Regions from separate parts of the Homo sapiens genome. Here region 1 is linked to region 2. The links are chromatin contacts, found by Hi-C or POLR2A ChIA-PET in ENCODE. All regions are on one chromosome and are shown on one strand. The core of a region is the stretch at or near the end of the contact, and the rest is flanking DNA. Distances in the headings are between cores, read along the strand shown. Region 1 holds the start of ZNF24TR (ZNF24 transcription regulator). Region 2 holds the start of ZSCAN30 (zinc finger and SCAN domain containing 30).

What was found. Hi-C counts contacts between places; a loop is a spot of excess contacts on that map. ChIA-PET counts read pairs that join two places held with the same protein, here RNA polymerase II (POLR2A). Pooled maps may share reads with other maps.
Region 1: a loop to region 2 is called in a pooled map, with 2.1 times the contacts of the local background. The contact joins the promoter of ZNF24TR here to the promoter of ZSCAN30 in region 2. A Hi-C loop is called at or near these places in 1 of 50 pooled maps. POLR2A ChIA-PET finds 5 or more read pairs at or near these places in 4 of 52 experiments (HEK293T, MCF 10A, activated CD4-positive, alpha-beta T cell and 1 more).

What each region holds. Positions count from the first base shown.
Region 1 is chr18:35,465,370-35,468,960 of GRCh38, reverse strand. It overlaps ZNF24TR (ZNF24 transcription regulator), which reads left to right and starts at 1,796. Exons shown (of 3, transcript NR_186612.1): 1 at 1,796-2,634. INO80C (INO80 complex subunit C) reads left to right here. Exons shown (of 5, transcript NM_194281.4): 5 at 219-628. The coding sequence ends at 350.
Region 2 is chr18:35,288,417-35,291,813 of GRCh38, reverse strand. It overlaps ZSCAN30 (zinc finger and SCAN domain containing 30), which reads left to right and starts at 1,585. Exons shown (of 4, transcript NM_001112734.4): 1 at 1,585-1,730. It also overlaps the pseudogene ZNF271P. RefSeq lists an enhancer at 1,309-1,468.

The DNA of each region.
Region 1 (3,591 bases), core at 547-3,046, 180 kb before region 2:
TTCCCCTTCCTCTCGTCCATACCCTGAAGTGTTTCTAGAGTCTGGGAAGGTTAATGAGCCTGTGCCACAGTGAGTGATTTAGTGTTCTTGGTGGCAGAGTAAGACATAATGAAAATATATATCACTTTCAGTGAAATAGAAAAAATTTTTAAACTTGAACTTAAAATATCCCTACCAGCAAAAACTTTCTGCCCTTCCCTGTGCCTCTTTTCACCCAGGCCAACTACACAGACCCCCAGAGCAAACTGCGGTTCAGCACCATTGAAGAGTTTTCCTACATTCGGAGGCTGCCCTCTGACGTCGTCACCGGCTACCTGGCCCTGAGGAAGGCCACGAGCATCGTTCCCTGAGCCCCAGAAAGGGAGATGAAGTGGAAAGCTGTTTCAAAAACAGACTCTGGACTCATGATTTTGTTTCACGGAAACAAACTCGTTCTGCTGTCAATCTGAAAATGCCAGTGCTGTGCCTTGGAAAGAATGTTTGGCTTTAATTTAAGGGTTTTTTTTTTTTTTAGTGTGTGTTTTCCCTCCAAGTGTGATATTTCCTGCTGAATTAAATTATACTTCAGTTGTTGCCTCAAGTAAAGGTGTTTGACAAGAAGATACAATAAAACCATACTTTTCATTTATCCCAAGTCCCTGAATTTTTGTTTTAAAGTGGTGAACCCCGTATAACACATTTAAAGACTCTGCAGTGAATCCACAACAGGTCTGGATTACTTCTAATCCTGGTGACCCCCCTTTTAGAGCATGTTAGTCTTTGTCTCTGATCAGAATGCTTAGAAGAATTCCAAAATTGGGTCCAGAGAAGAAAGAGGCAAGTAGTTTGTTCTGTCCCACTGGGCTGGTTCTCACATGTGCCTCTGCCTCAGATCGGCCTCCCCTCATCTTTGGAGGTGTGGAGTACCAGCATTGACACTCTGTCCCAAAAGGGCTTTTGTCTTGGTACAGGATGCCACCCCTCTGGCTGCAGCCTGCTCCAGAAAGGGAGTGTTTGCATCTCCATCCTCCAAGAAGAGGAAGCATTTTCTTGGCCGGGGAAAGGAGAGTGTCGAGATAAGTCCTGGGCCTCTCTGGGCCCTATACCCGCATTTCCCCAGGGAGGACAGTGGAAACAGGCCCTGGGGCTTCTGGACCACAGCTGCCTCTGCTTTGGGGAATTAGGCACCAGGTGTCCTTTCTCTCTGGGGAAAGCCCTTCTTCAGGCTTAGAGAAAATAAAACAAAGCAAGTCAGCTGGGAGAGCAGCCTGTGCAAGTGGCAGCTGCCTGGAACCAGGCTCCTTTTCCTCCAGGTTGGCAGCCCCAGCATCCTTCAGCACCTTCCCAATAACAAACCGAGAGCGGGAGAGGTGCTGTGGGGCCTCCCCCTGCCTCCATGACAAGGGACCTGAAAGGATGGCCAGAAGAGGTGGGGGCCTTTCCTAAGCCCACAATCACCGAGCAAGCATCAGAGTCACCTGGGAGCCTCCTGTGACACAGATTAGGGAGCCTGTCTCCCTGAAGTACCTGATCAGTAGATGGTCTGGGGTGGGGCCCAAGAATTTGCATGTTTGCTTTGATGATGCTTTGAGACCCACTTTGATGAAGCTTTGAGACCCATTTTGCTGATGAAATCAATGGTCTCTGAAAGACCAGAGGCTGCTGTTTGGTTTCCGCTTGTACTTCCTGCCAGATGTCAGCCTAGGAAAAACGCCAGCTTCCGTTTTGGTAGAAGCAAGGAGGGAATGAGCCAAGGGTCCTTCCTGCTTCGCTTCCACCTTCTATTGTACAGAGAAAACTTGGGGCAGGTCCACTTCTTTTCCATGAAGGTCCCCAATTGGGCAGTGCCCTGAAATCACTTCTAATGCTGATGCTAGGCAACACCTCAGACCTACTGCTCAGACCCTCCAGGGGCAGGGCCCAGGATTGAAGAGGGAAGCCCTGCTCCACACGTGTTCATCAGGAAGGACCCACAGACTGCTGCTCCTGGAGGCCTCTCGGTTTATGGATGTGTGTTTGTTCCATAAACCCTCAGAGGGTCACCTGGAGACCCGCTAAAATGCAGGTTCTTGGGCCACATCCTAGACCTTCTGACCGACCCAGGGAGTGGGGCCCAGGAAGCTGCATTTGACAGATATCCCCGTGTGATCATCATGCACACAGGAGTGAGAGAACCAGTGTTCTCCCCGGGCAGAAGGGAAGCTCGTGTGCAGGACACCTCACACCTCCTTTCCCATTCCCCTGCCAGGCTCTCCCTGCTGACATTGTTTTTGCGGGAGAGCTGTGAATTCTGAAGATTAGGTTGCTTCTCACCCCAAGCTCCAGAAGTCCAGGCTGAGCCAAACCAAGCTTCAAGTTGTGAGTATTTTGAATAATGAGCCCTTGCTCATTAACTGATCCTGTACTGAAATAGCCCTTGCTGTCCATGCTGTACCCCGGTGGTTCTCAGGCCGGGCTGCACGTTAGAATCACCTGTGTGGGTGGGGGGTGTCCAGGAGGGGGATGGTGAGGGAGGTTTAAAAATACCCAGAGATTCTGATTCCACTGGCCTGTGCAGGGGCCCGGACATAGTATTTTGAACTCCCAAGATGCTTCTAATGTGCAGCCAGCGTTGAGAACATTTGCTGTAACTATGAAGAGAATATTTCATGTAAGGTACATTTTCTTATTCTCAGATCAGCTGGCTCTTTCCATCCCAGGCCATGAGCAAATTGCAAGGGGTTTCTTTGGGATGTGTGTGCATGTATGTGTGAATTTAGAGTTCCTTTTTACATGGCATCCCACACTGGAGTCAACTATGAATGCCATTGCAGATTCCTCCCTCTTCATTCCTACATCACCCTCTTCCTCTTCTACTTGGCTCCAATCCTGCTTCAGGATCACCTCATACCCTGCCTGACACTTTCAGTGTCCTCCTGACAACTTTGAATGACTTTGTTCATCACGGCATATCTACTGGTCATTTGCCTCTGATAAGAGGTCAGTTCTGGTATTGGTCTGCAGGATCCAAAAGAAAAACTCAGACACTTTAAGAGAAAAACAATTAGCTGGACTTGAGAAATCCTCTTAAGACCAAACTCAGGTCCAGTCTGCTCTGACTGGAGTTTGACTCTTTCTTAATCTGGTATTAGGCATGGTTTAAAACGACCTGTAACGTTGAAAATATGCTCTTCAGAGCCAGAAGGCAGTCCCTGTAGGTGAGGGGGACCCATTTTCCCCCATCTCCCAAGTTAAAGCATGGATCTGTCCAAATTTTAAATGTGTTTCATGATTGATTTGGCACCTGGTGGAGGGCTAAACATGTTTGCAGTAAGAAATCTCTTAATTTCTGAATCCATAGTCATTGGAAAAAGATACCAGATATTTGTTACTCTTTCCAGTGACTGTAAATTGGGAGAGTTTAACTTAGTAAAAATAAAGGGTAACGAAAGAAATCAATGGACTATGGAACTTGACCCCATTATCAAATAGGACAGATATCCTGGGGAGAGATTACAAATTATGCCCTCTTACAAATGCATGAAACAATAGTGTCATTTAAAATAATATTCTATCTGATGGGAATGTGTGGGCCTTATTTGGATCCTCATTCAAACAACAACAAAAAAAACT
Region 2 (3,397 bases), core at 336-2,835:
AAGAGAAAAAAAAATGCCCAGGTGAACCCAGCTCAAGTTGATGACCTACAGAATCATAAGAAATAATGTGGTTTAAGAAGTCTGATGTTTTAGGTCACTAAATTTTGGGGTTCTTTATTCTGGAGTAATACATAGATACAAATCTCAAAATAACTTCAAGGTATGAAGTACTATGCACTTGAAAAGTGAGGAAACAGAATCGTAAAATATATGAGTAACTTACTGGAGCCAGTTAAGTGACAAAACTACTGTTTGAATCTAGGTTGTCAGACTCCAGAACTTTTAACTATGCCCCTACAGTAGATAAGAAAAATGACCAAAACTGACAGATTAGCAATGAGGTCATTATACAGGGAAAAATGAATGACTTTGGGGTCTTAAAAAAGTGGAGAGAGCTGCATGAGAATTTGATCGCCAGATTTTGAAATAAAGTCATGTGACTATGCTTGGTACACTAAAGAGGTAATACTGCCTAACAGAGTTAAGGGGGATCATTTGAAGACACTAGCATAGAGTGACACCCCCTCATCCTCCCCACCCCGCCAAAGCCACTAAGAAAGATATAATACCCTGCCTCTCACCTGACAGAAGGTGGTGTTCCTGAGATTCATAATTGAACTGGATCTCCATGGGCTGCAACTGGACACCTCAGTGTGCAAGTGGAGAATTACCATTTCCTCTGTAAGCTTTTCTTGTCCACATAAAGGTCTGGGACCTGGAGGCAACTGGGCACCACTGGGCTTGGAAGGGAATCATTGTGCTGACTACAGATGTAATCTCTGAGACTAGACCACCAGAAAAATCCTCAAGATATAAAAGAAGGAGAAAACAAAAAATCTCATTTGACTTCCAGTTGCTTTTCTCTCAGAATGTATTAGGCTTCCTCCCCATCATCCAAGAGCCAGGGATTAACCCACTTAAGACACACATTCCCCATTCCAAGTCTAGAGATGTTCAAACAAAATTAGGGGTTAATGCTACCAAAAAAAGGTATAACTGGAAAGATAACGCAGAGAGGGGAATTTTACAGTGAATTCTAGTGGTTAACACTATGTTATTCGCTGCCCTTCCTATCCAAAAATGACACTACTGATCATTTTTCTTCCTTTTGCTTTTACAACATTCACAAATTCAGGTGGCTCTTTCCCAGTACGGTAGGCTGATTCGTATGGATGCACCACGGTTGGTGACTCCCCCCACCCCACAGAGTTTCTGGCGTTCATTCGGTTGAACCCAAGGCCAGCAAGGGCTGACTGGGAACAAACCGAACACTAGGCCGTGAACCAATCGTCTCTCCGTGCCCGGGAGCGACCCCGGGGGCCTTCACTCTCCAAGGACTCGAGAAACCATGCACAGTTTCCTGCTCGTTAGGCAAGATCACCCGGAACTCCTCTGCTATCCGCGAGCCGACATCACCCTTACCTCGACTTGGTCACCGGACCGCTGTGAAGCCTCACACCCGGCGAACCTGCCATCGCCCTGTCCGCTCTAGGAATCTGGGAGGAGTGCTCAGCTCTATGGCGCTTCACCGCGCAGGCGCAGGGCGGGGGTGGGGCACCGGGTGACGGAGGGCTGCCGAGAATTAACCCCCGAACCGCCGCGAGCTGTCCCTAGCAGTGCCTTAGCCAGGGACCTGCTTGGCCAGCGACAGATCCTTTGCTGCTCTGTCTGCCGGTTCTTGAGGTGAATGTCGGAATCCATTATCTTTCGGGAAAGCTCTCTGGGGCAGGGTAGGTTTTCTTACTACATACAAGTTCTTAATTAGTTATCGTTTTTTAAATAACCACCCCTCCCCCTATCGCTTATCTGATTCGTAGGTATGCTTTAATTCTAACTTTCTTCCTGTCCTCTCTGGTTTTTCACACCCCCAGAAGAGTAGCGCGCATCAGAATCACCTGGAGGCCTTGTTAAAATACTGACTTCTGCCCCACAACTCCGGAGTTGCTGATTTAGTAGTGGGGGAGGGGGCGGTGGCAGCCCAGGTTCTCAGGTGATCCTGAAGCTGTTGGTCCTGGGACCACATTTTGAGAACCACTGCCCAAGAAATAAGTGATGCTCAGTAATTAATCCCTGAATTAACGGAAAGTTGGATTTTTATCTACTTTGCAATCTAGAAAGGGTACGAGGTCTATTTAAGGTTTGCTTGCTAGAACAATTCTCACTGATCAGGGTGAGAAGGACCCGAAATGGAGGGTGCGGGGTAATCAGGGTAGGAAAGGATATTGCTGTGTTCATGGAAATATCTTGGGAAATGAGGAGTTGGGACCTCATTTCTGTTGAGACCAATGAGACGTGTGACTTGGTTTAAGCTGTCCGGTGGGGAAAGGAAGAGGTTTGAGAAAATGGTGGGTGGCTAAGTGGTAGTTGAGGTGGAGGAAGAGGGCTTCCTGTCCCAGCCCAAGTCCCTGTTGGGATATATGAAATTTAGGGATGTATGACTAAGCCCTTAATATAACCGTAAGAGGAAAGAGATGTGGGAACTTGAGTCCAACCCTCCCAAGTAGGGAGTGCAGATAGTTTTAAAAAAACAGCTTTCTTTTTGGCCAGGCGCAGCTTAGGCCTGTAATCCTAAAACTTTGGGAGGTTGAGGCAGGTGGATCACCTGAGATCAGGAGTTGGAGACCAGCCTGGCCAACAAGGTGAAACCCTGTCTCTACTACAAATACAAAAATTAGCTGGGCATGGTGGTGTGCGCCTTTAATCCCAGCTACTTGGGAGGCCGAGTCAGGAGAATCGCGTGAACCCATGAACCCAGGAGGCGGAGGTTGCAGTGAGCCGAGATTGCGCCACTGCACTCCAGCCTGGGTGACAAAGCGAGACTTTGTCTCAAAACAAAACAAAACAAAACAAAACAAAACAGCTTTATTGAGGTATAACTGACATAAACAGCAAATATTTAAAGGATATAATTTGATAAGGCTTGTTAAATGAATACAGCTGTGGAACTATCACTGCAATCAAAATAATATGTTTATTACATCTAAACCCCAAAAGTTTCCTCCTGCCCGTTGGTAAGCCTCTCTCCCAATGCCCCCTCCACTGGTCAGCTGTTACTAGAGATTAGTTTGCATTTTCTAGATATTTATTTAAATGGAATCATACAGAATGTCCTTGTTTTTGTCAGAGTTGTTTCACTAAGCTTTTATTTTGAGATTTATCTTTATTGCTGTGTGTATCAATAGTTAATTTTTGTTGCTGAATAATATTCCATTGTATGTATATACCACAGTTTGTTTATCCAATCACCAGTTCATGGGCATTTGGGTTATTCCAGGTTTTTACTGTTACAAGTAAAGCTGAGAACATTCATGTACACACGTCTTTATATGGACATATGCTTTTTTCCCCCTCTCTCATGGTAGATGTACATTTAATGTTTAAAAAAACCCACACTACT